Linked DNA regions of Homo sapiens: all the other regions are linked to region 2. The links are chromatin loops, found by intact Hi-C in ENCODE. Cell type or tissue: chondrocyte. All regions are shown on one strand. Each heading gives the region's core, and the rest is flanking DNA. Links, peaks and the distances in the headings are about the cores only. Region 1 has its middle 12 kb from the start of ANKRD33. Region 2 holds the start of SLC4A8 (solute carrier family 4 member 8). Region 3 overlaps SCN8A (sodium voltage-gated channel alpha subunit 8).

The links. Hi-C counts contacts between places; a loop is a spot of excess contacts. Peaks named below come from ENCODE experiments on the same cell type or tissue, not always from the same donor. Only the 100,000 strongest peaks of a DNase experiment are listed, where the experiment ranks them.
Region 1: it touches region 2 in a loop (5-fold over the local background); 48 of 110 quality-filtered maps call a loop at or near these places.
Region 3: a loop joins it to region 2, with 2.0 times the contacts of the local background. A loop is called at or near these places in 23 of 110 quality-filtered maps.

What each region holds. Positions count from the first base shown.
Region 1 is chr12:51,870,851-51,880,638 of GRCh38, forward strand. No RefSeq gene overlaps it. Among named protein-coding and RNA genes, the nearest start is that of ANKRD33, 12 kb to the right of the region's middle. In chondrocyte, for the core only: CTCF peaks have their summits at 479 (motif pointing right), 682, 4,579 (motif pointing left) and 4,781; no DNase peak of the experiment used is centred there.
Region 2 is chr12:51,419,227-51,429,667 of GRCh38, forward strand. It overlaps SLC4A8 (solute carrier family 4 member 8), which reads left to right and starts at 5,605. Exons shown (of 25, transcript NM_001039960.3): 1 at 5,605-5,809. The coding sequence starts at 5,762. SLC4A8-AS1 (SLC4A8 antisense RNA 1) reads right to left here and starts at 6,102. Exons shown (of 3, transcript XR_001749147.2): 1 at 6,014-6,102; 2 at 5,261-5,373; 3 at 2,673-2,951. RefSeq lists enhancers at 525-1,026, 6,164-6,223 and silencers at 5,364-5,573, 5,844-6,053. In chondrocyte, for the core only: a CTCF peak has its summit at 5,924 (motif pointing right); a DNase peak (open chromatin) is centred at 5,695.
Region 3 is chr12:51,681,457-51,692,313 of GRCh38, forward strand. It overlaps SCN8A (sodium voltage-gated channel alpha subunit 8), which reads left to right. Exons shown (of 27, transcript NM_001330260.2): 3 at 2,718-2,836; 4 at 4,912-5,001; 5 at 5,635-5,763; 6 at 7,549-7,640. Among named protein-coding and RNA genes, the nearest start is that of SCN8A, 96 kb to the left of the region's middle. In chondrocyte, for the core only: no CTCF peak of the experiment used is centred there; no DNase peak of the experiment used is centred there.

The DNA of each region.
Region 1 (9,788 bases), core at 185-8,184, 450 kb after region 2:
CTGTACTCACCTGGTACCCACCTAGATGCTTTGCACACATGGGCAGACCCATGGCTTACTATAACAATAATCTTGGCTGACAGCTAATCAGCTGACTGTGCCAGACATCATTCTAAGTCCTTTACATAGTTTAGTTTAATTTAACTCATTCCATCCTCCTGTGAAGTAGACACTAATAGCCTCAGTTTACAAGTAGATATACCACACACACAGATCCACACCACAACACACAGGCAGCATAAGCATTGAATTCATTATTACTATCCAACAGATAGATGAGTGGGGTAAAGAAATCAGGGTGAGCCTGGGACATTTAATAACTACTGTGGGAAGATGGGAAGAACACCAGGGAAAGCTCAGCATGGGGGTCAGGCACAGGGCCAGCTGGGCAAGTGGTAGAAGAGGAAGTTGAGCCTCAGCCCACGCCCATATTCTGAGTCCCCACAGCACTTGGAGTGGTGCGGAGGGTGGTTCCTGGTTCAGTTCTGCTACCCACCAGAGGGGTGATCTTGCCCACCAGAGGGCAACCGTTTACCCTCTTGAGACCACATTAGCAAAATGGTGGGGGAGGCGTACATAATACCTGTCTCCCAGGGACCCCACCAGGATCAAACTCCAAAATGCTCATGAAAGCCGTGTAGGGCTTGCTGATGAAAGGGTGCAGGTTGCCAGCCGGGAAAACTGGGGCTGGAGCTATGCTTTGGCTCTTCTGGAACCATAGCTCACTGCTGTATGACCCTCCAGAGTGGGGGGCTGGTGGAGGGGCTGGGTCTCACCAACCATTGCCCCCTCTGTACCTGGCCTGGTGCTCATCTAGAACTCCATAGGTATTTGTGGAGTGAATGCCTGCGTGAGGGAAGGACCAGGGCATAGGTAAGAGGAGGAGAATGAATACATGAGTGAGAGGCAGAGTGAATGAAGCAGGGACTGGAGACGCCCTCTGCCTCTGAGCCTCAGTTTCTTCATCTGTGAAAGCCAGTGGTGGGGCTTGGCCCACTTCTGTCTCTGGGCTCCAGTGTGAATCAGACAAGATGGGGCCACTCCATGGAAGCCCCTCCTTGCTATCTATGCAGGGCCCCCAGGGTGGACGGGGGGAGCTGAAGTGACCAGTGTTCCCCTCCCCCCATCCCTGTCCCCCGGAATTTATAGATTCCTCATTGTCCTGCACAAAGGCCTTCTTGAGGAGGGGGCGGGGTGATGGAGGAGACGGGAGAATTAGAAAGGCGGAAGCTGAGCAACAGCCAGCCACACCCAAGGCCCCATAAATCTGCCCAGGCCCCTGTAAGATGGACTCGCTTTGCCGCACTTGAAGCGGCTTGCAGGGCTCCTGCTGCTGGGATCAGCTCACCTTCCTCACAGCTCTGGATCCTCAGCAAGATGGGGGGTGGAGCTGCGGGGGGCATGAAGACAAGACCTGGTGGTCAGGGAGGGGTGACTCACCTTGCGTTATACCTCTGACCTCAGAAAGTCCTTAATCTTGTTCCTGTGCTGCCCCCTGTAATTCTAGTCCACAGCTGTTGGTTCTGAGCTGAAAAATGAGCTTTTTGTGGGTACTCTGAGTCTTTTTGTGGGAGTGGGCCTGAAGGCTCAGACTCTAAGAAAATGGCCTCCTCCCCCACGCTGGCCTCTGGGTAGTGGGTGGGAGGCTGAGGGTGGAATTGACAGATGGTGCGGTGTTTAACAGATGACGGGAAACAAAATTACTCAGCTGCCGTGTCTCTCCATCTTCCCCATGGAAGGAGATGGCCTTCGGACTGGAAACAGACAATGACCTCAATCAGGAGGCTGTCAGAGGACAGGGAAAGAGAGAAGCGACGGGGTATTAGGGGTATTAGGGCACCATGAACAGGTGTACAAAAGACCTGACTCAGAATCCCATCCCTGCCACACACCAGCTGGGTGATCTTCAGCAGATCTCACAGAGTCTCTGTTTTCTCATCTGTAAGATGGGTCAATGAAAAACCCTGCCTTATCTTCCTCACTGGCTTTTATGAAGATTATATGGATTCTGTGTTTGAAAGATGGGCTTTAAAGACTTGCGAAGGTGTAAAGATGTAAGAGGTTATCTACTGGAAACTCTAAGTGCCGGCCCACTAGTTGTTGACGGAATCATTTTAAAAACTTTTTTTTTCCTTACAACAAAACAGAATAGAGTAGAAAACATAACAGTGCTTTACAGTTTCAGGAAACGCTGCTTGTAGTTACATGTGCATTCATGTGTCCTGGGTCCAGAAGTAAATGTATTTACTGTGGATGACGGTCAAAAAAGTGAAATACTCAGAGTAGAGAATATTCTTCAGTGATATCTCCAGAAGGGAATGGTGGATGAATGGAAACTGACAACATGAAATATATCAGGCTAAACATAAATGTAAAAATTTTTGTAAACAAAAATGTACACTGGCTCTGAGCAGCTCAGTGTAACTGCGGTTGGTGGTGATGGGTGGAAGGGCTTACGTAGGACTTAACTGACTGCCCTTTTGGTGGGCAATGAAGCTCTCTCTGCTGTGTAAGACACCTTGAGCCTGATTCCTGAGAATGCTGTCCCTGAACGCCCACTAGGCAATGACCGTGGCTCCCTCACCGTGGCCCTGAGCTGTGCCAGAGGGAATGGGTTATTTAGCGAGAACCTTGAACTCATGTGCCCAGGCCTCCCCTCCAGTCCACTAGGAGTGCAGAAGGATTTGCAACAGGTATGCTGTAGTGGTGGTCAGGACACCCCTGCCTGAACTTCACCCATGACCCTTGTCCTCACCCCCACCCAAGGGGTCATAGTCCAGTGAGGGTGAGCTGGTCAGAGTGGACCCTAAATCAATCCCAGACCTTCCTGGCTGGCTCTGAGTTACAAGCTGTGGGCTTTGTGATGCAGATCATGATTCGGGAGTAGGGGGCATGACCTATGGCAGGTCACACAGGACCCCTAGAAAGGGCCAGAGCTGGGGTCAGAGGCCACCTCCTCCATTCTCTGCCCTGCTCTGCTGGGTCCCATCCTGCATCTACCTAGTCCTTCAGCTGGGCTGGGCCATTTCCCCACTGACTGCCGGCTCCAGCTGTAACTGCCACCAAGCCTGGAGGCTGGGAGGAGAGGGGCTTCTGCTGGAAAAAGATCCCAGAAGAAAAGAAAGGGATGAGATGACACAGTATTTTGTTCCCAAACCAGACTCAAAAGTTTCCTGAGTTCCTTCTCTGTAGATTTGCCCCTGCACCGCCCCCCCGCCCCCCGCCCCACCACCTTCTCTTCTGATTGAATTCCGCAAGTCAAGACTCTGGGCAAAAATCCAGCCCAAAGGATTAGATGGCTGGAGATTACGCACGGCAGTCAGAGAGCAAGTTAGGGAGCAAGCAGTGTATGTTATCAGGGCTTAAGAGAGAGCATCAGAGGGAGAGAGAGATGGAAAGAGCCAGATGGCGAGATGAGAAAGATCAAGCTGAAGAAAAGGGGATGACAGGCAGACAGAAAGAGGAGTACCAGCAGAAGACACTGAAGAGAGTGATTGAGAAATAGGAGCGGCAGGCAAAGGAACATCCTTGTGAACTCCTGTCAGACCCCAGCGGCTGAGAGGTCCAAAGGAGGTTAATCCATAAAGGGCCTTTGCTTTTAATCCTTAAGACCACCAGCCTGAGACTGCAGAAGGCCCTGGCTGAAGTGTACCTGTGTCATCCAGGAGCTATCCATTATTTTACACATTAACCAACAACTCCATGCCCCACTACCACAATCATTTCTATCAACAAAGGCATACACAGAGAGGGTCAAGACCAGGCCTGGGGAACTTGGCAGGGGCTGGGAAGGGATCCCTATTGAGTCCTCTTGAGGAGGGAGGCCTGGACAGGGCACTTCAAGACAGGGCATCAATGCAGGTAGAAGGTAGAAGAATCCTCACACTTGGCCATGTGCTGTGGCTCACACCTGTAATCACAGCACTTTGGGAGGCTGAGATGGGCGGATCACCCGAGGTCAGGAGTTCAAGACCAGCCTAGCCAACATGGTAAAACCGCGTCTCTACTAAAAATACAAAAATTAGCCAGGTTTGGTGGCACATGCCTATAGTCCCAGCTGCTCGGGAGGCTGAGACAGAAAAGAATCGCTTGAACCTTGGAGGCAGAGGTTGCCGTGAGCCAAGATGGCGTCACTGCACTCCAGCCTGGGCTACAAGAATGAAACTCTGTCTCAAAAAAAAGAAAAAAAAAATACAAAAGTAAGCCGGGTGTGGTGGCTCACATCTGTAATCCCGGGTACTCAGGTGGCTGAGGCAGGAAAATTGCTTGAACCTGGGAGGCAGAGGTTGCAGTGAGCCGAGATCGCGCCACTGCACTGCAGCCTGGGCAACGGAGCAAGACTCCTGAAAAAAAAAAATCCTCACACTTGGGGTACCCATCCAGGTTGGCTAAAGCTGATATACAGAAATAACTACAGAAATAACTCCCTTTCCTTTGAGCCAGAAACGGAACCCCACAACCCTCCTGTGCATCTGCCCTGCCAAGACCCAGACACTGCACCTGACCCTAGAACCCTCAGCTATAGCCTCAAGCCCTGTGGGGTGGGGATGCTCTTCCAATTCCTGCCCAGACCTGCCACCTGCTGGCTGACAGTGGCCTCGCAGTAACAAGACCCTTGCTGAGGCTGGGGTGATTGGTGCTAGAAGTAGCTTCTCTGGGCTTGGGGAAAAGAGGATTTGAAAAGCAAAATGTGAAATCCCCATTCACCTACCTACGTGTTCTTATGGTCTCTCTGCACAGGTTAAAAAGACTCTGTCCCTAGGCCAGGCACGGTGGCTCACCCTTGTAATACCAGCACTTTGGGAGCCCGAGGCAGGCGGATCACGAGGTCAGGAGTTCAAGACCAGCCTGGCCAGCATGGTGAAACCCCGTCTCTACTAAAAATACAAAAATTAGCTGGGCATATTTGCACGCCTGTAGTCCCAGCTACTCAGGAGACTGAGGCAGGAGAATCACTTGAACCCGGGAGGTGGAGGTTGCAGTGAACCAAGATCGGGCCACTGTATTCTAGCCTGGGCAACAGAGTGAGACTCCCTCTCAAAACAAACAAACAAACAAAAATAAGACTTCTTGTCCCTGACCATCACTCCTGCATGATGCTGGGGGTGATCTTCAGGCCAGAGGAGAATCTGGAGGGGAACTCACATTTACTGAATGGCCGACAAGGTACTAGATGCGGGAGACACAGAGATAACCAAAGTCCTGGGATTATAGGTGTGAGCCACGGCACCTGGCCAAGAATGAGATTAATGATAACTAGTGTGAAAAACACAAGCACTGAACTGTGTGCCTGACTCAGAGTAGTTTTCAATTAATAGTGATTGAATGAATGAATTAGAGCTACCACCAAGGGATGACGAACTCTGTGTGCAGAGGAAAAGAAGGAAACAGACAGGGAAATATTTCTGATTCTTTTATATATTTTTTTCTATCATTACCAAGTAGTAATTATCTAGGTGGAAGATTCAAACATTATACAAGTTTGAAAAACAAACCCGCTGGGCGCAGTGGCTCACGCCTGTAATCCCAACACTTTGGTAGGCCGAGGCGGGCGGATCACGAGGTCAGGAGATCGAGACCATCCTGGCTAACATGGTGAAACCCCATCTCTACTAAAAATACAAAAAATTAGACGGGCGTGGTGGCAGGCACCTGTAGTCCCAGCTACTCGGGAGGCTGAGGCAGGAGAATTGCGTGAACCCGGGAGGCGGAGCTTGCAGTGAGTGGAGATCGCGCCACTGCACTCCAGCCTGGGCAACAGAGCGAGACTCCATCTCAAAACAAACAAACAAACAAACAAAAAACCTTTTTCTTCACCCTTCTCTTATTCCTCCTCTTTAAGTTAACCATGTTTTAAAGAGCATCATTTTGTCTAGAGGTTCCCCATCTGGGCTGTACATTAGAATCACATGAAGAGATTTTTAAAATCCTGTTGCCCAGGTTGTGCCCCAGACCAATAGTCTCAGAATCTCCAGAGTGGGTTCCAGGCATCACTATTTCTAAAAAGTCCTTAAGTGATTACATTGTGCCGCCAATGTTAAGAATGACCATTCTGGCCGGACACGGTGGCTCATGCCTGTAATCCCAGCACTTTAGAAGGCCAAGGCGGGTGGATCACTTGAGCCCAGGAGTTACCAGCCTGGGCAACACAGCAAGACCCCGTCTCTACAAAAAATACAAAAATTAGCTGGGCGTGCTGGCGCATGCCCGTAGTCCCAGCTACTCAGGAAGCTGAAGTGAGAGGATTGCTTGATCCCGGGGAGGTCAAGGCTGCAGTGAGCCATGATTGTACCACTGCACTCCAGCCTGAAAGACAGAGCAAGACTCTGTCTCAAAAAAAAAAAAAACCATTCCAGCTCTTTCTATGCATTTACAAAAAACACGTAAATAGCCAGACTCTCTCTCTCTCTCTCACACACACACACGCATATGTATATTGTAGAGACGGGGTCTCACTATGTTGCCCAGGCTGGTCTTGAACTCCTGGCCTCAAGTGTGTGTGTATATGTGTGTGTATATATATGTATACAGTATACTGTGTGCCTGTGTGTTTGTATGTGTGTGTGTCATTGCATTTGGCTTTTTTTCCAACCATGAACAAGGTGGCTCAGAGAGATTTTCAGGGCAAACCATGTAGATATTTATCTTCTTCTTGAAGATAAATGGAGGCATTGAATGGAGGCATAATCTACAGGTGCCTCTAACCTTTCCTCTACTGATGAACATTTAAATTGTTTCTAATTTTTTTTACTGTTACAAACAATGCTTCAAGGTATATTCAGTATGTCTTTTTAAATTTTATTTTATTATTTATTTGTATTTATTTATTTTGCAGAGACAGGGTCTCCGTGTGTTGCCCAGGCTGGTCTTGAACTCCTGGCCTCAAGCAATCCTCCTGCCTTAGCCTCCCAAAGTGCTAGCATTACAGGCATGAACCACTATGCCAGGCCTACTCAGTCTATCTTTGCTCACATATGCAAGCACTGTTTTGAAAAAGATTTCTAAAAGCAGAATTTCTGGGTCAATGTGTATGTACATTTGTTATTTTGATAGATACTGTCAAAATGCTTTCCAAAAATACTTCACTAATTTACATTCTCCCCACAGTGTAAGCACTTCATATTATTAATGTTTAATTTTTACCAAACTGATGGGCCAAAAGCAATATTTCATTGTTATTTTAATTTGCCTTTTCCTGCCTATTTGTGAGGTTAAGCATCTTTTCATATGTTTATTGGACATTTGTATTTCTTTTCTTTTTTTTTTTTTTTTTTTCGAGACAGAGTTTCGCTCTTGTTGCCCAGGCTGGAGTGCAATGGCACGATCTCAGCTCACTGCAACCTCACCTCCGCCTCCCGGGTTCAAGTGATTCTCCTGCCTCAGCCTCCCGAGTAGCTGGGATTACAGGCATGCACCAGCACACCTGACTAATTTTGTATTTTTATTGGGGATAGGGTTTCTCCATGTTGGTCAGGCTGGTCTCAAACTCCCAGCCTCAGGTGATCTGCCCACCTCCACCTCCCAAAGTGCTGGGATTACAGGTGTGAGCCACCGCGCCTGGCCTGGCCATTTGTATTTCTTTTATGAATTAATTGACCATGCTATTTGCCCATTTCCTATTGGGCTTTTTATTTTATTTATTTATTTATTTATTTATTTATTTATTTATTTATTTAATTTTGAGATGGGGTCTTGCTCTGTTGCCCAGGCTGGAGTGCAGTGGTGTAATCTCAGCTCACTGCAACCTCCATCTTCCAGGCTCAAGCCAACATTTCAGCCTACTGAGTAGCTGGGACTACAGGCACAGGCTACCATGCCTGGCTAATTTTTTTTTTTTTTTTTGGTATTTTTAATAGAGACAGGGTTTTGCCATGTTGCCCAGGTTGGTCTCTAACTCCTGGCCTCAAGTGATCTGCCTGCCTCAGCCTCCGAGAGTGTTGGGATTACAGCCGTGAGCCACCACATCTGTCTCCTATTGGGCTTTTTTGCAATTAATTAGGAATAGAGGAAATTCTATTTCCAATAATATGACTGGCTGGATTCTGGACTGATTTTTCAGCATAAGTCATGTAAAAATGCTGGTTGAAATACGCAAATTATTTTAAAAGTGTAGATGTGCTGGCCAGATAGCAAGAAAGTATTAGGTTAAAGTCTAAGGGAAGGCAGGAACTCAGAGAAACAGACAAAGGAATCCTTCTTTAGTGTGAGGATATTTGTCGAATTAGGCAAACTTGAACTTCAAATTTCACAGTCTCTATTTTTGATAGAACCAAGGTGAGGAATCTAATAGGAGATTCTCTAAAAAGCTATGACTCCAAAGGATTCATCGTTCATGTAAGATTGAACCTGAAATAAATCTATCCCGCTGTCACATCCAGAGGACTTTAATGAAAGCTGCCTCAGTGCTGAGCTGATAGCAAGGCTGTATCTCTGAGTTGTAACCACCAGCTGATCTTTGCGCTTATTTGCAGCCCTGGATGACCCAAAACTATCCAAGTTAGGTATTTAGTTTAAAGTGGTTCAGGACTGGTTAGTACCTCTACATGCCTGGCAGGAAAAAACAAAACAAAACAAAACAAAACAAAAAAACTTCATATTCTCTGAAGGAAGATACCTTAGTCCTCAGCCTCAAGAAATTTCTAACATCATTTTCTAGGGAAAATAATAAATAGCTCACAGGGGGAAAAAAAATCTCTAGGCTGGGCGTGGTGGCTCATACCTGTAATCCCAGCAGTTTGGGAGGCCAAGGCAAGAGGATCACTGGAGCCCAGGAGCTCAAGACCAGCCTGGGCAACATAGTGAGACCTCCTTTTTATAAAACAGAAAAAAAAAATTAGCTGGGCATAGTGGCAGGTGCCTGTAGTCTCAGCTACTTGGGAGGCTGAGGTGAAAGGATCACCTGATAGAGTGAGATACCACCTGATAGAGTGAGACCCTGTCTCAAAAAAAAAAAAAAAAAAAAAAGGTAAATCATAAGAAATCCATACCTAAGCATTGAAGTAAAACTTAAGAACACCAAAGACAAGAAGAAGACCTTGAAGACTTAAGAAAAGAAGGCCGGGCGCAGTGGCTCACGCCTGTAATCCCAGCACTTTGGGAGGCCGAGGCGGGCAGATCACCTGAGGCCAGGAGTTCGAGACCAGCCTGGCCAACATGGTGAAACTCCGTCTCTACTAAAAATCCAAAAAATTAGCCAGGCGTGGTGGTGGGCGCCTGTAATCCCAGCTACTCGGGAGGCTGAGGCAGGAGAATCGCTTGAATCCGGGAGGTGGAGGTTGCAGTGAGCCGAGATTGTGCCATTATACTCCAGCCTGGGAAACAAGAGTGAAACTCTGTCTCAAAAAAAAATAATTAAATTTAAAAAAAAAGAAAAGACAATCTTTAAAGGAGACACACTGAACTCTCAACAAGATAATGAAAGCCAGAACCCAGTGAAATACTTTCCACACATCATGGCACCGAACAACTGAAAAATACACAGTCTTTTAAAGCACACATGACGTATTTGGCAAAATCTGATCATATACTAGATTATAAAGCAAGTCTCGATTGATTTTAAAGATTTGACCACAGTGCTAGAAATAAGTAACAAAAATAATTTCCATATGTTTGAAAGTTATTAAAGACATTTCTAAATAATTCATTGATCAAAGAGGAAATAAAAATGGAACAACTAAAGTAGTATTCAATGGGAAATTTAAGGTCTATAAGGCTTATATTCAAAGACTTGAAGAAAGGATGAAAATTAATTAGCTACACACATATCTCAAAAAATTAGAAAATAAGAG
Region 2 (10,441 bases), core at 2,442-10,441:
TATGTACATTTACCAATCCATTGAAGATAAATGAGATAGCAGTGATTACAAATGTCGGGTATTGAATTTGCTGCCACCTTAAAGCTGTCCCAGGCCTATGGGCTAAAAGTGAAATAAGAACTTCCCTACTTAGTATAATACTTAGTATAAAAAGCTCAGGAGGTCTTATCCCTAAATAGATAAGATGTGGAGTGAAATCACTTTAAATAGACCTGATTTATAAGCAGGGTTAGGTTTGGTTAGACATGGATAAGATAAATGTATTGACTATGAATGTGTTCAGCTCTTGTATCAAGGACTTGGCAAGTAGTCCTTGGTTAACACCTGCTGCTTTCAAATTTCTGAATGGCTTCCCATCTGAATCTGGAAGTCCTACAGCTTTTCTCCTCCAGGGCCTATTCTTGACTTGCGGATGACAACCGTTTTTTTTACAGCCAGCTTTTCTGTTTTGTTCTGCTCCCTCTAGAGGTCCCTTCCCCTACCTCTGCCTCTGTCCAAATATCTTAATAGTGATATCAAAGAAGGCAGAAGTCAGGTTTTGCCATTTCACTTGAATTCTGCCCCAGAGCCTCTCTCAGTTTGGAGCAAAGTGTAACTGAGTGTGGTGTAACGAAGTTCTGTGGATGATGTTGATGATGACGAATAGTGGGGAGCGATTTTCACAGCCAGGAGCTTGGCTCTCAGCTTTTGTGGCGCCTCAGACTCTTCCCTGGGATGTGTAGTGTTCCATGCTGGCAGCATGCTGTGAACAATGAAAATTGTATTCTGTAGTCTCTTTCAATATGCTGTGACTTGGCAAGGGCTGAAAGCAAATCATGCACCTGCATAACCTTTTCAGCTTGACAAAGAATCTCTCTCACTCCCCCTCTCGCCCCTCCCTTCCACAGGAAATGCTCCCAGACGACAGCACGAACAAGCCCTAATTAAGTCTTTCCTCAGATCCCGACGTCTTTTCCTCCAACCACATCTTGGGTTTAGATGTGTAAGTAAGAGGAAAGTGGAGAAATAAAAATCAGGTATAAGACACAGCTGGAAATTGGGACCTATTTAATTGCAAGTAAAGCCTAAGACCCCGGCCCTGGTGGCTCTTTGGACAGTTCACATAGAACAAGAGACAGAGTAAACTGATGGAGGAGTTAAGATGCTTTTGATGAAAAAACTGGTTGCAAATTATTTAAGAACATTTTCTCAGACTTTTTGCGTTTCTTATATTTGTGTCTGTCTCTGAATAGAAGAATCTCAATGTCTTTCAGGATATTTAAGGATCATATACGTAAGGTGCCTCATGCTTCCTTGAGAAGTCTATGAACACATCCTTACAATTATATGCAAAATTTTGGGCTTTGTTTACTTATCTGAAAAAGAGAATCCACAGATTTTATAATGTCTCCAGGGAGTTCAAGACCCACCGCTTTCCCCAAAGTTTAAGAACCACTGGTATTATAGAAGAGAAAGAATAGGTCTAAAACAAAATCTGGAAGGATGGCCACGTCAGGAAGCCACAAAGAAAGAGTGGAGCCTATGAAAGTTAGAGAAGGATGAAATTCCCAGGCATCCCCATGGGAGACAGTAGGGTGGTGAAGCTCATGCACTGTGGAATCATTTCATCTGAGCTCACAGTCTAGTGTCTCCATCTATTAACTGTGCTGGCTGTGTGCCCTGGGGAAGTTACCTCTCCAAGCCTCAGTTTTCTAATCTATACAATGGGATGATAGTGCCTACCTCAGAGTTGTTGCAAGGATGAAGTGAGGCTATCCATGTAGCATGCCTCTCTGCCTCCCTATTGGTATGATGTGTGTGTGTGTGTGTGCATGTGTTGTCTCTGCCTCTACACATGTATTTTCCATTTTCTTGTCCACTTTATGCCTCTTTCTGGGCTGACTGAAGATTCAAGAAGGCTCTGAATTCTGTTCTGCTGTTTTTTTCTGATTTCTTTAGAAAAATAATCAGTGTGAGGTGATGTCCTTGGCTGAATACCCCCAGCTCCACTAGGACTTGTCTTCCAGCCAGGCTGAGAGCCATGTGTTTGAGCTTTTCCAACCAGGGTAAGGAGCAGTAGATGTTAGGAGCCTCGTGCTTAGAGCCAAGTGAACCAGCTTTTTCTGGGAAGGAGAGACCAAATCATCCCTGGGAGGATAGAGCCTGTCTTCTGCAGTGCCCCAGATAGCAGCAGCCTTAGCTGCTGCCTCTGTGGCCTACTTCCTTTTGTAATTTGCACAATAGGCCAGAAGATGGGGCTCTTGACCCTGGAGTCAAGGGCCAGAGGCTCTGACTTTTTCCACATTTGTACTGGAGAGAAGTCAGATCCACCAGTCCTCCCAGGAATCACCACTACTTCTCAATTCCTTTCCCTACCCTACCTACTCCACTTCTGCCATGGCTGGGACTTGCCTTCCAGGGGAGTGGGGGATGTGGGCACATCTTTCCTTTGGCCACCATCCTCGGCTCCTGAATTACCACGTTGCTAGAGTCAGTCTTTCTGACGCCCTGCCTCAGGTTTCCCCCTCTAATCCATTCTCCCCTAAGGGCAGATTTTGGAGATGGTACAATTTTTATAGGCCAATACAACATAGTGGTCAAGAACTCTAGAATCAGAGAGCTTGTTCTTGACTCGTCTCCTCAGGTGAATCTTTCCCCACCTCCTCAGAGAAGCTCTCCCTATCCCATGCCAGTTACTCTTGATCACATAACTCTTTATTTACTTAACAGTAGTGATTATAACTAGCGGTTATCTTGTTTGATGACTTGTTTACTTTCTCCCACTTGATTGTAAGGCTTATGAGGCCAAGGACACTGTCTTAATTGCTGTTTTCCCAACACCTAACATAGGGCACGATACATAGGTTCTCAGCAAAAGTGTTTTGAATTAATAGATGAATGATGGAATCCCAGCTTCATGACTGCCTGACCTTGAGTAAGTTGCTTAACTTCACTGAGCCTCAGTTTTTTACCTGTGAAATAGAAAAAGAGTAGAGACATTATGACTATTAAATGACACAATGCATTTATACCACTAAACCCAGGTTCTGGTGTGTGGAAGTTTTCCCTAAAGCCTTCAGCGTCCTGCTTTTTATCATTTAAGAAAAATAAAGTCTGAATGAATTAGCCAGATCTCCACAATTTGATCACAGCCTTTTATTTTATTTATTTTTTATTTTTTTGAGACAGGGTCTCACTCTGTCACCTCGGCTGGAGTGGAGTGGTATACTGAAGCCTCTCCTGGGCTCAGGTGATCCTCCCACTTCAGCTTCCTGAGGGGCTGGGACTGCAGGTGCATGCCACCATGCCTGGCTAATTTTTTTGTATTTTAAAAATAGAGATGGAATTTCTACATGTTGGCCCAAGTTGGTCTTGAACTGTTGGGTTCAAGGGATCCATCTGTCTTGGCCTCCCAAAGTGCTGGGATTACAAGTGTGAGCCACCATGCCCAGCCCACAGCCTTTCTCTATCACAACTATTACCTCCCACTGCTCTTCTCAATAACTTTCTGCTTTGGCCCAAATTGTGGCTACCCTGAATGGGCCATGTGCATTATTATTCTTAAGTCTTTGCCTAAGACTTGAGATGCTTGCTCTTCTTACCTTGGGTCAGCTAAATCTTACCCATGTTTTCAGACTTAGCTCGAATCCATGTCCTCTGTGAAACCTTCCTGAAGATCATTTTCTCTTCTGAATTTTTGCAATCTTCATGGTTTATATAATATTACTCATTAACATATACCCTGTTTCCCTGATAAGCCTGTTAAGCTCCCTTGGAGATATATATTTTAGATTTCTCTGCCTCTACAGTGTTACTTGGGCCTGTTCATTAGTAGGTGTTCAATACATTTTTTATTAGATTGAATTAAAAGCATTCATATTTACTAAGTACTTTCTATGTGCCTGGGATTGGTTGAGGCTCTGTTGAGTATACAGAAGGGCATAAGAAAAATAATCATTGCTTTCAAAGAACTTATAATATTTTAGTAAGCTAAAGTCAACATATAAAGTACTTAAATAACCACAGCATGACAACTGCTATAAGAAAGGTATGAAGTGCCTTGAGAATTCTGGGGAGGGTGAGATGACATCTGTTAGGGGTATCAGGGACAGTAGAATAAAGAAAGGCTTCTTGGAAGAGGGTGGCTTTTGAGATTAACTTTGAAGGATGGTTAAGATTTTGATGGACAAAAATGGGGATGAGGGTAGGATGTGAATTCCAGATTCAAGATGACAGGATTAGTAAAGAGATTGATGGAGTGTGTGGCAATGAACACTAAAACGCAGAGACTAGACAGGAGGCTTATACAGGACATCAGAAATACAATTCTGCTTCAGGGATACTGAAGCCCAACCTTGTTTCCAATTTCAGGACCAACACAAAGGATGGTAAGCAGGGGTGGAAAGTTTTAACATGTATCAGACTACCTTCCCCAACTGTAGCTTCTTTAGGGGCTGAGAATTATTTGCAACAATTCTTCCCCTGACCCCAATTTGGACCTACCTGAAGTCTGGTATGATAGTGCATATAAAACAAAAGGCCCCACGGCCGGGTGCCATGGCTCACGCCTGTAATCCCAGCACCTTGGGTGGCTGAGGCGGGCAGATCACCTGAGGTCAGGAGTTCCAGACCAGCCTGGCCAACATGGTGAAACCCCGTCTCTACTACAAATACAAAAAAATCAGCCGGGCGTGGTGGTGGGGACCTGTAATCCCAGCTACTCAGGAGGCTGAGGCAGGAGAATCGCTTGAACTGGATAGGCGGAGGTTGCAGTGATCCAAGAACACGCCATTGCACTCCAGCCTGGGCAACAAGAGTGAAACTTCGTCTCCAAAAAAAAAAAAAAAACAAAAAAAACAACAAAAAAAAAACAAAAAAAACCCAAAAGGTACCTTTCTTTTTCTTGAGGAGAGAGGGTTGCTTCGATTTTAGCCAGCCTCTCTTTTCTTATAAATCCAAATCAAATTTAATGCATTATTCATGATATTCTAACCTTGTGTTAAGTCAGTAGTTCTGTTGCTAAATAATAGTTTGCCTTAGATCATTTCCTGGAAAAGTTCGAAGCCTTTTTGTGGAATTGCTTCAACAGTCATCCTTAGCTCGACCCTGTCCGTGTGTTTTGCTTCTGACTTGAGACTCAAGAAGAAGACCTAAGTCATAGTGAGACTGTGAGGGAGCCTGACACTGCCTGCCTTCTTCAATTTAATGCTCTTTAATCTGGCCATTAGCTCAAGGAAAAACAATTAATTTTAGAAGGCCCTCTCCCCTCATCCGCAATTACCTCCTCCTGCAATCGCGAAGGATGTTTGCCCGGAATTTAAACATCATCTCCCAAGGAATGAAATCAGAATAGGCAAAACCGACACTTTCCCAGTTTTCAAGGGTCAGGTGCAGCTGCAAATAGAAGCAGAGATTTTCTAGCAAGCAGTTGGAAGGACCTTCACGCCCAGAGGCCCCTGAAGGGAGGGAGGCGGTTTCCAAGGCAACCGGGCCCGGGAGCGGTTGGCTCCCCGGCTCCTCCCCCTCCCCGCGGTAGCCCAGGGTACCGCCGGACAGCGTCCTCCCGTGCTCCGCGCCCTGATTGGCTGCGCAGGCCTCTCGCTGATTGGTTGCGGCGGATGCCTCGCGGGCCGGTGGCTATGGAGGCGGCGGCGGTTGATGGTTGACCGTTGGCTCCGGGGTGGGGGTCGCCGTTCGAGTGATCTGCTCAGACCCGACCAGAGGGCGCGGGCTGCTGATGCTTGGCTTGGAGCCCGTGGGGGAGACCTAGTTCGGCTCCGCCATGCCGGCCGCCGGGAGTAACGAGCCGGACGGCGTCCTCAGCTATCAGGTAGGGCCCCGCCTCCCGCGCCTCCCGCTCCTCCCCGGGGCGCAGCCTCCTCATCCTCTGCCCACCCTCCTTCCTTCTGCCCCCGAGCCCAGGCTTCCCAGGCCGCTCCCTGAGGGCGAGGGGAGGCCAGCCCGGGACACCAGGGGGCGCTCCGGGCGGTTGGGGACCAGGCCAGGGCTGCGAGAGAGTGACCTTGGGCCGAACCTGGGATCTGGCCCATCTCTGCCGCATCCCTTGCGCCGCCCGCCCAGGAGCCCTGACAGCCGGCGGGCGGCGACCTCTTGTTCTCCTCGCGTCTTTCTGTTGGAAGGGGCCGGCGTCTGGCCTCGCGTTGTCCTGCCAGAACGTGGGCAGAAAGGGTAGCAGGGACCTTGCTCTGGTGGGGCACGTCTTCTCTTTGTGTTTTTATTTCTGGGGGTTTCTGGTTCCTCAGTGGTTCAGAGGAAAAGCCAGAAAAGACTCTGGAGGCTGGGACCAATCCCTGATAGGGTGACCCGGTTTGTGACTCCCTCTGCCCCATTGAACAGACACCTGAAAACTTCTGGGTAGGGACTGCAAACTGGGCTGAGGATGTGTGGAGGGGTCAGGAACAGGTGCTTATTTAAGGGAATTAAAAAACCAAGGTTAAGTAACTGGTATTGGAACTGTTGGGGCGGCTAATGTAAGGAAAAGCATTGGACTAAGTGTTAGAGTCTGTAGTTTGAAATCCTACCTCTGCCTCACACAAACTTTGTGACCTTGAGTAAGTCACTTGCCTCTTTGAACCTCAGTTTCCCCAGCTATTAAAATGGGAATAGTTATGTCTGCTTTGCATGCTTCACAGGGTTGTTTTGAGGATCAGACGAAGTGCTGTTTGTGAAAGGGCTTTGTGGAGTAATGTTTATTGTGTGACACTCAGTGAATGAGTGGCAGCCCATTGAATTCTCACTCCCCGTTTCCTGTGCAATCAGATGGTGTGGTTTCTGCCTTGGAAAGAGGGTTGGAAGAGGAGGCAAGTCTGAAGTACAGGGCTCTGAAGAGGGTAATGGGCCATCTCAGGAAGGATGACACGTCTTGGAAACAAGTGCCATGTTGACCTCAGGGATGGTTTCCCCGAGGAGGCAGGGAAAATATCCTGAGTTTGCAACAAAATGAGTATCAGACACTGACTCTCTCCTCTTCTTCCTGGTTAATAGTTTGCTACAATTAATAGAAGATACATCCTTCTTTCCTTGCTCTGTCTGAAAAGAACAATATCTAAGATTTTGGAAAATGCATATCTAACCCCCTTAAAGCCTATTAAATGTATTCAATCTCTGTTTGGGATACAATGGTAAGAAAAAATAGGCAATGTTCTTGCCCTCCTGGAGCGTATCATTTAGTGGGGGAGGGGAGAAGTACTATTTTTAATCAAATATCACACAAATAAATATCATAAACTGTGATAAATGCTTTGAAGAAAGATAGGCAGTGCCATAAGCGTGTATAACAGTGGTTCCAGACATGGTCTCAGAGAAGATTTTGCTAAGGAAGAAAATCTGGGCAAAGAGCTAAAGGATGAATAAATGTTAACTGAGGGAAGAGGGGGATCACAGGGCCTGAGAGGCAAAGAGAACAGCTACACAAAAGACCTGTGGCAGAGGGGGACACACCTGGTTAGAGACCTGAAATGAGGCCAGTGTGGTGCAGCAACAAGGAGCGATGAGGGGAATGGTATATGAGATGTGTTCTGGGGTTATAACACACAGGGCCATTTGGAGCCCATGCTGAGGAAGTTGACATTTATCTGAGGAACAAGGGGAAGCCACTGAAGGGGTTTAAGTAGAGGGGAAAGGGGAGAGAGGGGGTCTCTCCTAACCGGGAGAGAGAGAGAGGGCATGAGAGAGTAAATGAGATCATGAACAGATTTTCTTTTTTTTTTCTTTTCTTTTTTTTTTTTTTTGAGATGGAGTCTTGCTCTGTCGCCCAGGCTGGAGTGCAGTGGTGCGATCTCCACTCACTACAAGCTCCGTCTCCCAGGTTCACGCCATTCTCCTGCCTCGGTCTCCGGAGTAGCTGCGACTACAGGCGCCTTCCACCACGCCCGGCTAATTTTTTGTATTTTTAGTAGAGACAGGGTTTCACCGTGTTAGCTAGGATGGTCTTGATCTCCTGACCTCGTGATCTGCCCGCCTCGGCCTCCCAAAGTGCTGGGATTACAGACGTGAGCCACCGTGCCCGGCCCAGATTTTCCTACTGAAAGATTTCTTTGGCTGCAGTGGGGAGAATAGGTTGGAATGGATGTGAGGATACAGTGTCCTTAACATGCAGAATGTTTACAGGTTATATTATTGAGGGCATCATGACCCTTAGGTTTCTGTTAGTGTTCTGTGAAATTAGTAATTCTTGAGTACTTCTGGAGTAGGATAGAAAATATCTCCTTTATATCTAGTTTGTGAAACTTTCTTGGGTGGTAGGGTGAGGAGAAGAAAAGGAATACAATGGGAACAGTAGGACCTCATGAAGGCTGGAGTCAGGTAATAGGCAAATGGAAATTTGAGAGATAGGGAGGAAAAGAGAATGAGGGTAGAAGGAGGAAAGGAAATGGGGATGACTTGGGGGAGAGACAGTCAACTGACTGGCAATGACCAATTAAACCTTCTATGTGCTAACTAGGCTGTGTGGAGATGGGCCTTGTAAAGTGAGCAGATTGTGTAACTTGATGTAAACAGAGAGGTTCCAGACATCACCTCTAAATATCATAAGGCTGTGCTGTTTTGGAAGATGTGAGCTACTGTCCTAGCCTTCTAACAGTTCCCTCTGCTTTCTTTCTTGCCCTTCTGTAAGACTACTCTCCACATGGCAGCCACAGGGAGCTTTTAAAAACACAAATCAGATCATGTCACATCTTATCTTGAAACCCTTCAGTGGCTTCCTGGTGCCTTTTAGAATAAAATCCAAACTCTTTATCATGGCCTACCAAGCCTGAATACAATCAGGCTCTTGTCCACCCTCCCAGGACTGCCTCTCCTCCACTCTCTTTCTTGCACCTCCTCTGGCTTTCTGTTTCTTCAATACAGTAAGTCTTGCATACCTCAGGTGGGTCTTGTGCCTGTCATTCCCTCTGCCCAGGATGCTGTTTTACCCAGGCCTTCTCATGATTCAACTAGAATGTCACTTCCTTAGAGTGGCTTTCTCTGAACCTTCATCCCAGTCACTCTCTTTAAGATGGTCCTGTTTTATTTTCTTATAACATATGACTTACCTGAAATATTCTTCTTTTGGTTTCTTGTTTATTATCATCTCAGTTAGAAGCTTCTTGAGGGCAGGGGACAAGCAGAAAATCTTCTCACCTAGCACAGTGCCTGGTATAAAATTGGTGCTCAATTGCATAAGTGAATGAGCAGCTCTCCCGTATCCAAAGCCAGATGCCTCCCCTTAAGGAGCTCAAGGTCTAGTCAGGATTGGCACAGAGTGACAGATGGCCATTACTTCATTACACAACATCTCTTCCCTCTATGTTGTGCCTTTGCTCAGGCGTTGAAGCTGGAAAATCTTTCCCCTCCTCTCCGCCAAGAATATTCCATTTTAACCTTCAAGGTCTGGCTCCATATCATTCTATTATATTCGTCACTCACTCTCCCCTGCTCACAACACCTACCAAGTACTATCTTCCGTGAACCCTGACTTGTGGAATATACATATTCATCTCTGCTGCTCACCTGACAGCTCCATTTGCTGTTACTGTTAACTTTTATTGAATGCTTGCCATGTGCCAGGCACTATGCTAAGTGTTTTTCATGCATTATCTCACTTAATGCTCTCTATAACCCTGAGAATTATGGAACTTTATTATTGTTTTCCAAATGAGAAAACAAAGATAATAAAGAGGTTAAGTAATTCTTTTATTTTTATTTTTATTTTTTATTTTTTGAGATGGAGTTTCACTCTTGTTGCCCAGGCTGGAGTGCAATGGCATGATCTCGGCTCACTGCAACCTCCAACTCCCAGGTTCAAGTGATTCTCCTGCCTCAGCATCCCGAGTAGCTGGGATTACAGGCGCCTGCCACCACCCCTAGCTAATTTTTTTGTATTTTTAGTAGAGATGGGGTTTCACCATGTTGGCCAGGCTGGTCTCAAACTCCTGACTTCAGGTGATCCACCTGCCTCGGCCTCCCAAAGTGCTGGGATTACAGGCATGAGCTACTCTGCCAGGCATAGAGAGGTTAAGTAATTCTAAGTGCCAGGGTTGCTTGTGGCCCTGCCAGACCCAGGGCTGCATCTCTGCAAAGGATGTGCCCTTAATCACTGTGCATTACTGTGGCTGTGTCTTTGTTGCCTATAACAGTACCTGTCTCTGAATAAGCACTCACTAAGTGTTTGGGAAGGCAGGATGGGAAGAGACTGCAATGAGGGAGGCCAGCTAGGAGGCCATTGGTATAATTCAGGATGAGTTAATGAAGACCTACATTAGTCATCATTTTGATGAGATCTCTGAAGGTGTTTATGGAATTTTTATTTATTTTTGAGACAGGGTCTCACTCTGTTGCCCAGGCTGGAGTGCAGTGGTGTGATCTCAGCTCACTGCAGCGTCGACCTCCTGGGCTCAAGTGATCCTTCCACTTCAGCCTCCCTAGTAGCTGGAACTACAGACATGAACCACTATGTCCAGCT
Region 3 (10,857 bases), core at 1,080-9,079, 260 kb after region 2:
GTTGCTGTAGAAACACAGAGAGGTACAAGTACTTCAGAGAAGGGGTTTGGGGGAAGCCCTGGGCTGTTTGTTTCTTTGAGAAGCCAAGATATGGAAGAGCTATAGCTCAGCCCTCGATATGTTTCAGATGAACCCTAGGTCTCCTACTTCTCTTTGCTTTTAGGATTAGGCTTTTTCTGCAGCATATCCCACCAGAACCAGTATGCTCCATTACAGGAAGAATTTCACTGCAGTACAATGTCAAACACTAGGGATGGTGTAGTGGGCGTTTGTAGAATGAATCTAGCTCAATACTTTTCCATTGGGAAGAGAATGACGTGACTCTGGTAGATTAGGAAAGGAAAGAATAGAAGATAAGAAAAGAACTTTAAAAAACATCACTAATACTGTGCATTGGGAGTACATAGGCTGATCATTATTTTGGAACTGTGGAGGGAAGCATAAGATTGGTTCCTGCCCTCAAAGAACCAAAAGCCTAATTGTAGGGGATGGAGGTTAAAAAAAAAAAGGTGGGGGCTTTTCATAAATGACCTGTATCAGGTTAAGAAGGACCTCTATTACTAGTTTGTTGAGTACTTTTATTATGAAAGGTGTTGAATTTTGTCAAATGCTTTTTTCTGCATCTATTAAGATGATCATGTGGTTTTTCTCCTTTATTAATATGTTGCATTACATTGGTTGATTTTCAAATGCTAAACTATCTTTGCATTCCTGGGATAAATCCCACTTGGTCATGGTGTGCAACCCTTTTTATATGCTACTGGATTTGGTTTGCTGGCATTTTTGTTGAGGCTGTCTGTGTCTATATTCATAAGGGATGTTAGTATAGAGTTTTCTTATGATGTCTTTGGTTTTGTATCAAGGTAATACTGGCCTTTAGAATGAGTTTAGAAATGTTCTCTTCTATTTTGTGGGAGAGTTTGTTTAATTCTTTAAACATTTGGTAGAATTCATCAGCAAAACCGTCTGGTCCTGGGCTCTTCTTTGTGGAGGTTCATTTTTTAATGCAAGGTACAGAAGAGTATTTATGGAACAATCCCATGTGAGAGAGAGACTTTTTAAGGACATAGATGTATGCTTTTATTTACATAGAAAATTTCTAGAAGGATATACAAAAAAACTGGCATCGAAGGTTATCATTAGGTAATGAGATGGAACTTGGTCTTATGTTCCTTTTTTCTTTTAAAAAAATTATGATCATGCATTGCTCCAAAATTTAAAAATAAAAAACTACTTAAAATGACTAGCATTTATTTGGCCATTTGCTCTTTCACTCACACAGTGAGATGTTAGGACTGTGTATCTGCCACTGGCCTGTCTCCTTAGGAACTTGCAGTCTAGTAGGCCCTTGCATCTCTCAGCTTCACAGTCTGCTCTCCCTCTTCCCTATTTTATTCTCCATCAACACTGAATTACTGGTCAATTCCCTAAAAAAAACCTGCAGCTACATGCTACTATGCTTTCATACATGTGATTTTTGTTCCCTTACCTTTCCATCCCTTCTCACTAAATCTGCCCAATTAATTTTTCTTAATTCTTGTTTGTCCTTTAAAGCCCCTTCCAAATATTAGTTACCTTCCTTTGTGAACTTCCCAGCTCACTCTCTTTTTTATTTCCCAGCCAAGGGGAAAAAAATCTCTCCCTCCTGCTGCCTCTCATACATTATGCATATTTTTGTTATTGAACTTTGTACTTACCCTGCATCATAATTACTAGCTCACATATGTGTCTTCCCTAAAAGTACAGTTTTATTCAGTGTTGTGTCCTGGTAATTAGCACAATGCTTGGCACAGAATAGATGCTCAAAAATATTTTAATTCAATTGAATTCAGAACACAGGGCATTCTGGGTAGAATGAGCCACATAAACAAAGGCCAACGTTATGAATTATGAGAACCTGTTCCGAGGACATGAGCTAGTTTGGCTAGATGGGAACATTCATACTGGGAAATATGATTTAATTATTTTGGCAAGGCTGATATTGGGGGCTCTTGAAAGCCATATAAAGCAGATTGAATATTGGTAAGTAAATATTGATTGAATGAAGAACATTTCTCACTTCCTTCCAGTCTTTGCTGAAATCTCTCTTCTCAATAGGCTTATCCTGACCACCTCTTTAAAACTGTTGCCTCTTTATTCACCCATCCCCTGACTCCAGCATTCTTGATCTTCCTCTCCCTGTTCTTCCTCCTTTTCCCATAGCACTTGTCATCTTCTGTGTAGCACAGCCTATATGATTTACTCATTCATTACAGTTTTTATTTATTGTCTGTCTTTCCCACTAGAATTTAAACTCTTCGGGCCAAGACTATCTTGTTCACTGACCATTCCCAAGCACCTAGAACACTGTCTGACACATAGTAGGTGTCCAGTCAATATTTGTTGAGTGAATGAATCCTAAATTAATGAACTTCAGTATCGTGTACAGAGCTGGCATAGAAGCTTAGGTATGATTCAAATGGCCTGTTTCTGAAAGAAACAAGTTTATTCTGTAAAACTGCCAAGATTGCATCAGCTATTTGTATTATAATCTGGGCAGGGCAGAGGGAGGGAGGTGGGGCAAACATTGTGTTAAGTTTGCTTGTTTAAAAACCAAGTTGGGAAGTAAAAAGTATTAAAGACTTTTGAGTTTATGTATTCCTTACCTAGAAATCATTGTTTCATGTGGTGACTCATACCCATGCTTTAATAATTTCTCTCTCTTTCTTTCTCCACAGACCTTTGTAGTATTAAACAGAGGGAAAACTCTCTTCAGATTTAGTGCCACGCCTGCCTTGTACATTTTAAGTCCTTTTAACCTGATAAGAAGAATAGCTATTAAAATTTTGATACATTCATATCCTTTTCGGCAAATGTGGAGTGAGTGCGGCAATTGCATGGTTGCTTGTTTACCTTTCCAATATTTGACAACTGGATTATATGTTAAGTTTTTTACTGATAGTGTAGTTAACTAGCCCATCAGTCAGAGGTTTAAGAGTGAACTCCTGCCACATCCCAAGCTAAGCTTCAGCAAATTATTATTTTTTTTCTTAGGATGATATTGTGGGAATCTGAAATTTTGTTTGGTATCATTGTATGGACAAATTAAAATAACCTTTGTTGAAGTCTTAACTTTATTTAGTACTCAGACTTCAGTGATTTCTTTCTGTGGCCAACTATTCAGCTTAATATATTAAAAGCCATTATTAGAGGTTTTTGAAAGTCCTTCTTGAGTTACAAATAGTTGGATGAATGCTTTAGAAATCAGCTTTGAATTTTTAAAAAATTTTTTGAGCAGTGAGCTTAGAAAGTGAGATAGTTCTCAGATGAAATAACCTCCTTGTTACAGAGGTTTAGATGCAGATTGTAGGATAAATAGGAATTTTTTCTGGTATTTTTACTCACCTTAAATAGAAAAATGCCAATTTATTCAAGTGGCCTGAGTTACACCTTATTAACATATGAGAGTGCATGTGGCAAATGAAAAATTATTTGATGGATTTAGTGATGTTGCATGGTGGCTTGAAACTTCCATGGCTGGTCGATATTTAACAGCATGTAGTCCCATGCTTCGAAGATTACTGTATCCTCCAAGTAGGATGAGGAAGCCAGCAGTGGCAACTTGGTGAATTGGTTTAGAAGCTTTTGCCACATTTTATTAACTCTTGAGAATTTAGCAACATGGTTGTGAAATCTGTAGTTTAGAAGCAACACACTTCTGAAACCTGAAAGTTTATAAGGAAATAAATAATTCACAGTGGACTTCTTCCTTTCTGTTGGATCAGAAGATGGAGTGTTTTTTCTCTTCTGGTTCCAAAAAGCATGAAGACAAATCCAGCTGTAATGAAGAAAAAAAAATCCAGCTGTAAGAAATATTTTCTCTTTTTAAAACTCCACTGGTAGAATAAAGATAGTGAATGCCATTAACAAGAGAGAGTGAATTAGTGGCAAGTGGGATATGGCTCCCAGGCTCTAATTGGCTCTAATTGTCTAATATGACAATTAGAGTTTGAGTAACTTGTGCTGACCTAAAATAGTTTAATTTTTCTCAGAGATAAGAACAGAAAGGCCTGAGAAAAATTCTGGATGGAAATGAAATGGCAGTATGGTTTGCTATCCATAAACATTCCTGGACACTTTCAGAATGGATTTTGCTCTATTACCTAGTCTTCAGAAGTGTGGTGGTGCAGATGTCCTTGAAATCTTTACCTAACACGCCGCAGCTGGTTTCCCACATTGGACATATTCAACACATATGGGCTGTATTGGCTGATGCCTTGCCCCCAAAGACAATTCAGCCCTTTAGAAGGACTAGGGAAGGCTGGGTATGATGGCTCAGGCCTGTAATCCTAGCACTTTAGAAGGCTGAGGATGTAGGATCACTTGAGCCCAGGGCTTCAAGACCAGCCTGGATGACATAGAGAGACCTTGTCTCTTAAAAAAGAACAACAACTATGGAAAAAAAGTGAACCATTGCATGTAGATTTTCAAATAACTAGCTATATAAGATAATTAACTTACCAATAAATGAATACCTAGTCATATAGATTTAATTGATTTTCTTATCTGACAACTTTGGTTGAGAAAGTGCAAAGGTATTATACTAAGTGCAAAAAACATTTAGAGGCTTAGTCTGTAGTTGAGCTGAAAAGTGGTTAGGGGAACATGTTTCATCCAAAGGGAGTAGAACAGTGACGGCCCTTTTGAAAGAAGGAGAATAGCTGTCCTTCCCCATCCATCCACAGTTCACAGTGGCATGCTGTGTTTATGGTGGTGACCACAGTTTTCATTGTCACCTTGCATTTTTCTCTTCTGTGCTTCATCTCCTTTCAGGTTATTGATTTAGATCTGATACCCAATGGAAATGTGTTTGTTTTTTGAGAAAACAAAAGGCAGGCCAGATTTTAATATTGCCCCTTGACTCTTCTCTACAGTATTTAGCATGATCATTATGTGCACTATTTTGACCAACTGTGTATTCATGACTTTTAGTAACCCTCCTGACTGGTCGAAGAATGTGGAGTAAGTAACTCATTTATGTGTGTGCTTGTTTGTTTTAAATATTTTTAGTCACTAAATCTTGCTTTGCCACAGTTTACCCATCAAGGAGAAAAAAAATTAGTTATTGCCTCTCTTTATTTCACAGAGAAGGCTGAAAGTACATGTGGAATTTAGGAAATAGCCCTCCCTAAAAGTCAACTCTAGAAATTACTGCCCTTCACTCCACCCTTTCCTGTGCCAGGCAGTGCCGTTGCCCTGCAGCCCCATCACCATCTTGTATCCTCAGTTCCTGGTGATACTGTTTTCTCCAATTTTAGGTTTCCCTGTTTTTTGACTTCTCTAAGGTTAAAAACAGCTCTGGGGGGCCTCCTTACCTTCTTCAAAATGATCATGTACTAGATAGCTGCAAAGTTAACTTCCTTGGAATACAGTTCAGGACCCAGTACAACATTCCAAAGGTCTTAGTTTGTGCATTTCAGTAAGTTTCATTCAAAGCATTTCTTTCTCCTCCTCACTTCCTTCCTGCTGCATTGGCTGTGCCCTTTCTGTTTTGTCTCTCTTAGTTGAAGCAACACTTCAGGCAAGTGCTAACTTAAAAGGTTCATTTAAAGTTTCTGTCCAGAAATTACCTCAAGCTATTCATTTCTTTGACAGGTACACGTTCACAGGGATTTATACATTTGAATCACTAGTGAAAATCATTGCAAGAGGTTTCTGCATAGATGGCTTTACCTTTTTACGGGACCCATGGAACTGGTTAGATTTCAGTGTCATCATGATGGCGTAAGTTCTCCCCTTACTTTATTGGTGTTCTGGGTGTGATTCTGTGTGTGGAGTTGTACTCCTGGGTCTGTTTGTAGGTGTGCATTTGTGGACACAGCTGTATGAGGAATTAATGGATAACCATGTAAGGCCCTGTGGGCTTATGTCTATGATTCTTGCTTGTGAGGGCCTCTTGTGGTTCAGGCGATGATAATGTGATTATGTGGGAGAAGGCAAGCAGAGGCTTTACAGCTGGGAGAGAAAGGAGGAGGTGATTTCCCATTGGCACTCTCTCGTATTTTATTCCTCCTTGTAACGATCACGGTTTGCACACCTATCATTACAAGGCCTCTGTGAAGACTTGAAATTTTTTAGTTGTAAACTTTCAGCTGAAAATTAGTTTCCTGGGTATGTCTTACCGTATGTAATTTAATAAGGCTGGCCAGGAGTTGCAGACTTCAGAGCACATTTTAGAGTCAAAACATGAGCCAAGGTACCCACACTGGCACTTCCTGAAGAGTTACTAACCAGAATTTCGAACTATTGCTCAAGATCAGTGTAACTCCACATTGGTATGTTACTGCTCTTGCTCATTTGTGTTGTTTTAGCAATAAAAATGTATCTTTGGGAAACTTAGCTGATGATAGAAGAGTTATAGCAGGCTTTAATATTTTTATTTCCAGGTTGGGAAAGCGTTTTGTGGTTTGAGAGTGTAGTGGGGGTGGTGTATAGGTTTTGCATGTATGCATGATGTGTAAGAAAGAGTGCATTTAAATATGTATTGATCTGAGCATCTGGTGGAAAGATGTATTTCAACTGTAAAATGTGAATAAATGATATGCATCGAATACTTGAAACTGAAACTGACTTTCTGTTATATAAAGGCAATGTCTTACTTTCTAGCATTATGAATACACATTAGTGTTCATTTAAAATTTTTAAGTGTCCTTGCTAGGCACAGAGCTTGTAATTAAAATGAGCACTTAACACAATATTTGCTCTGATCCCATGATTTGGATTTTCCTGAGCCCTGCTTTTGTATGTCACAGGCCAAAACTTCGTTTATAGACATGACTACAATCATATGATTACAACTCCTGATTAAGTCATATATACAGACATTTAGTCAATTTTGCCATTGTCAACTAGGGAGTTACTTTAATGTAGATTTGTTTTTGTGGGGCTCCTGCTGCAGAAATTTGTCTCCCTCTCTTAAGAAATTGTTCGCAAAACCTGGGAACATAAGTCTTTGATACCTCCTGGCCTTCCTTTTTACTAAAAAATGTGAATGGGCTGACAGTAAAGCCATTCTGATTGGGATCAGCACATTACTATGCTGATTAAAGGAGTAAATCCCAAAAACCTCCTTTCTAATATACTTTTGAATTCTTCTTGTCCAATTAAAAACAAATGTTCCTTAAATGTTTGTATTTTGAAGCTTTTCTTTTTCAAGGAAAAAAAATGAAACCATAGCTTGTATATAAGACCCTTTCTTCCCCCCATTCTCAAACCCTCGCCCAGTGGTACCATTACAAGTTAACTTTGGTTTGATTCTGCAGGTATATAACAGAGTTTGTAAACCTAGGCAATGTTTCAGCTCTACGCACTTTCAGGGTACTGAGGGCTTTGAAAACTATTTCGGTAATCCCAGGTAAGATGGTCCGGGGTTGGTGTTAGGTGTTGGGATAGGGCCCTGACGTGACGTATTGTACTTTTTGTTTTGTTGTGGTTTTGTTTTTTCCTTTGGTGTTTGTGTTTGTGTCTGTGTTTGTCACTTGTGTCTGTGTGTGACCTCCCTTACTACAGATATGTGACAGAGTTTGTGGACCTGGGCAATGTCTCAGCGCTGAGAACATTCAGGGTTCTCCGAGCTTTGAAAACTATCTCTGTAATTCCAGGTGAGAAAATTTGTACATAAGACTGACTTTGCCACATCTCCTCTTTCTCCTCCATTCGTTTTGTCCACCATTCTAAAGCAGCATCAGTACAGTTGATAATGGCCTTGCATTCTGCATGTTTTTCCTGGGAGACATTCTCTGGAATGGCCGTTGGGTCCTCAGGCAGTTTTCTCTGAGTGCTTGCCAGGCATGCAGCCCCCATTCCATCCATGCTATTGAAAAAGCACGTGCTTAAGAATCACTTGGATCTCACCATATTTGAAAAAATTGTCACAGAGCTAGCTGTCTCTTTGTATATAAATCATTTGCTTCCTGGCTCCATGGAATTACAGTAATTTTGACATTTGCCATCATTTCATTGCTTGTGATTTCTAGGCTTCCTATCGCATGGTTTGCTGATGGGACGTTATTCAAAGAATTATACATTTACTATTACTATATTAATGAAATTTTTTAATCACAGAAGAGATCTACCCAGTTAACTAATCCAGTATCAGAGACAAATTTAAGAGACTTGGAGTTAGTGAACTGCACTTAAATAATCACTGTCTATCATGTTCTACTGCTGTCTGTCTCACTAGAATAAGAACCAGTAGACATCTACTGTACATATTCAGGGTTCATTCTCAGACATAAATCCCAATGAAAGCTTATGCAGGCACTGTTAAAAAAAAATCAAAGGTAAGATAAGATACAACTAAAGGTATGGGCAACAAAAAGTATAGAAGTTTGAGGGGGAAAAACAGAATCAGTAGGTGAGTTGAGAGTTAGTTGATTGACAACCTCTTTAAAATTTGTGCCTTTTTCTTTTTGGTTCTGGTTGAGCTAGCCCAGTGGTTCTTAACCTTTTGAAGGTTTTGGATCCCTTTGAGAATCAGATGAAAGTTCACAGACCCCCCCCGAAGCCCATCCATGGACCCCAGGTTAAGATTCCTTAATTTAATTTAAATCATTGCTACTGGGTAATACTTATCTTTCTAAAGACCAGTCTTGAAATCTTAAAGGAAAGATATTTTAGTTAGTATTGTGAGCCTAAGATATACTGGCAGTAACTTGGCAGAGGTGAAGACTGTGTTGTTGCTCTTTGGACTTTAGTTGTGGTCATGGGTTTTCAAGGAAGACTCCGTAGAGACCAGGCTTTCCACAGCAGTTTCGTAGAAATAGGAATGTGGAGAAAGAACAGAGGCATCCTATTCTTATCCTATTCCTATTACGTGGCTCTTCCCCTTGTGGCTGACTCAGAAATATCTCTCTTTTTAAAATTTATTTTTATTTTCTAGAGACAGGGTCTCACTCTGTTGCCCAGGCTGGAGTGGTACGATGATGGCTCACTGCAGCCTTGACTTCCAGGGCCCAAGTGATCCTTCCTTCTCAGCCTTCCAAGTAGCTGAGACCACAGGTGCATGCCATCACACCCAGCTCATTTTTAAAAAAAAATTTTTTTGTAGAGACAGGGTCTCCCTATGTGTTGCCCAGGCTGGCTGCCAACTCCTGGGCTCAAGCAATCTTCCTGCATCAGCCTCCCAAAGTGCTGGGATTACAGGCGTGAACCACTGCATCTGGCCCAGAAATATTTCTTTTTCCCCTTTTTAACATTATCTCAATAGCAGATAGAGAGGGAAGCACAAAGATAGAATCCTGGAGAGGGCAGACTGGAATGTGGTTTACTGAGAACCTCAAAGAAGGTAAATTCATCTTCACCACTTACAAATTTGGGCCATGGAGTTGGCCAGTAAATCAGTGCCCTACCAAAGATGAATTCCTATATTTTTAGCGATGGTAGCTGACTCCCTATCAACCAAAGGCTGGGTGTCAGTTGGAGTATATACTTCTTGGCAAAAAACTACAACCTTAACTTACCAAGATTTAGTTCCTAGCCATTTTAAATCTGCTTAACAGAAAGCTCAGCTCATTCTCCAGACAGCCTCAGATAGCTCATTGATGGTGGCCTAATCTTTAGGCAAGCCCTGTCTTATTTTTTGAGGCATCTGGAATGCCACATCTTTACTTTCCTTTTTCCTATGGTGTCTCTCCTCCTCTGGCCCCTTTTAAATATGATCTTGTGTTTTCTGCTCACTTCCCTCAGCGTACTCTGCAAGGCATCTGTCTCTTTATGTTCCTGTGATCTCAAAACTTCTCTCCCAGAATTAAATTGGAAAGCTGTATTCTATTCACTAACTAGGGCAGCAGATGCTGTCTCTAGTCTAGCTCATAGCTTCTGTCTCTGTCTCTGCTATATGGTTAACTTTTGACCATGGCATTTCTGCAAGATAACTCTTGATTGGTGTCACGTTATTTATTCTTTGTATATATCCTTAATATGTCATGTTATTTATCCTTTATATATATATATATATCTGGAATATATGCAGTATCTAACACAGTGGTGCCTGGCCCATAGTAGTGCTCCATAAATGATTGTAGTAGCAGCACTTATGATTATAAAGAAACCTAAGCCAATAGAAAGGGTTTGTATCAAGATTTAGACATCAGCTTCACAGTTTGAAATAGAGTCCCAGATTCCTATTTCTAGAAGCACCCCCAATTGAGCTGGCTTTGGGAGGCTAACTGGGGTGGAAAATAACATTAAGGGATAGTAAAGCGAATAATAGATCACTGTCAGTAAATGGTATATTTGGTTCTTGAATTAAAAGTGTGGCTCTCAGTCTCAATCTTTTTGCTCCCGATTCTATGTTTTAGAGTTAGCAAGAGAAATCCAGTAATGAAGTTTCCCTCATGGGAAGTTTTCTCTCATCCCATGGGAAATTCTGAAATTGCTGATTATGCTTTCTCCCATAGAGGGCTGTTGTGCTATTCCTACCTGCCTGCTATGCAGTCTCCTTCCAAGGCGGGAGCACCAGTGTATGAGTCAGTGGATCTGGGCCATCTCTTGCTTGGAAGTATGTCATTTTGATTCTTGTGTGGTAGAGCTGGCCCATGATTCCCCCTTAGTAAAAACCATTGTTCTGTATACCAAGTTTTCTCGTGGATCACTTCAGTGGAATTGTTGTTCTCTTTGTCTTCTCCTCTTCCCAGTTTGGTTATAGACTACTGCCAAGGGTGCCAAAAATAGAATGTAAGTGAGAGCAACCACTGACCTGGAGCCTGCAAGGTCTCACAAAGCTCCCTGTGTATCAACTTCCTTTATGAGAGCTTTTCCTTTCCTAGAGCACTCACCCACCCCCAACCTGGGCTGATACTGTCCTTCCTCTTTGTG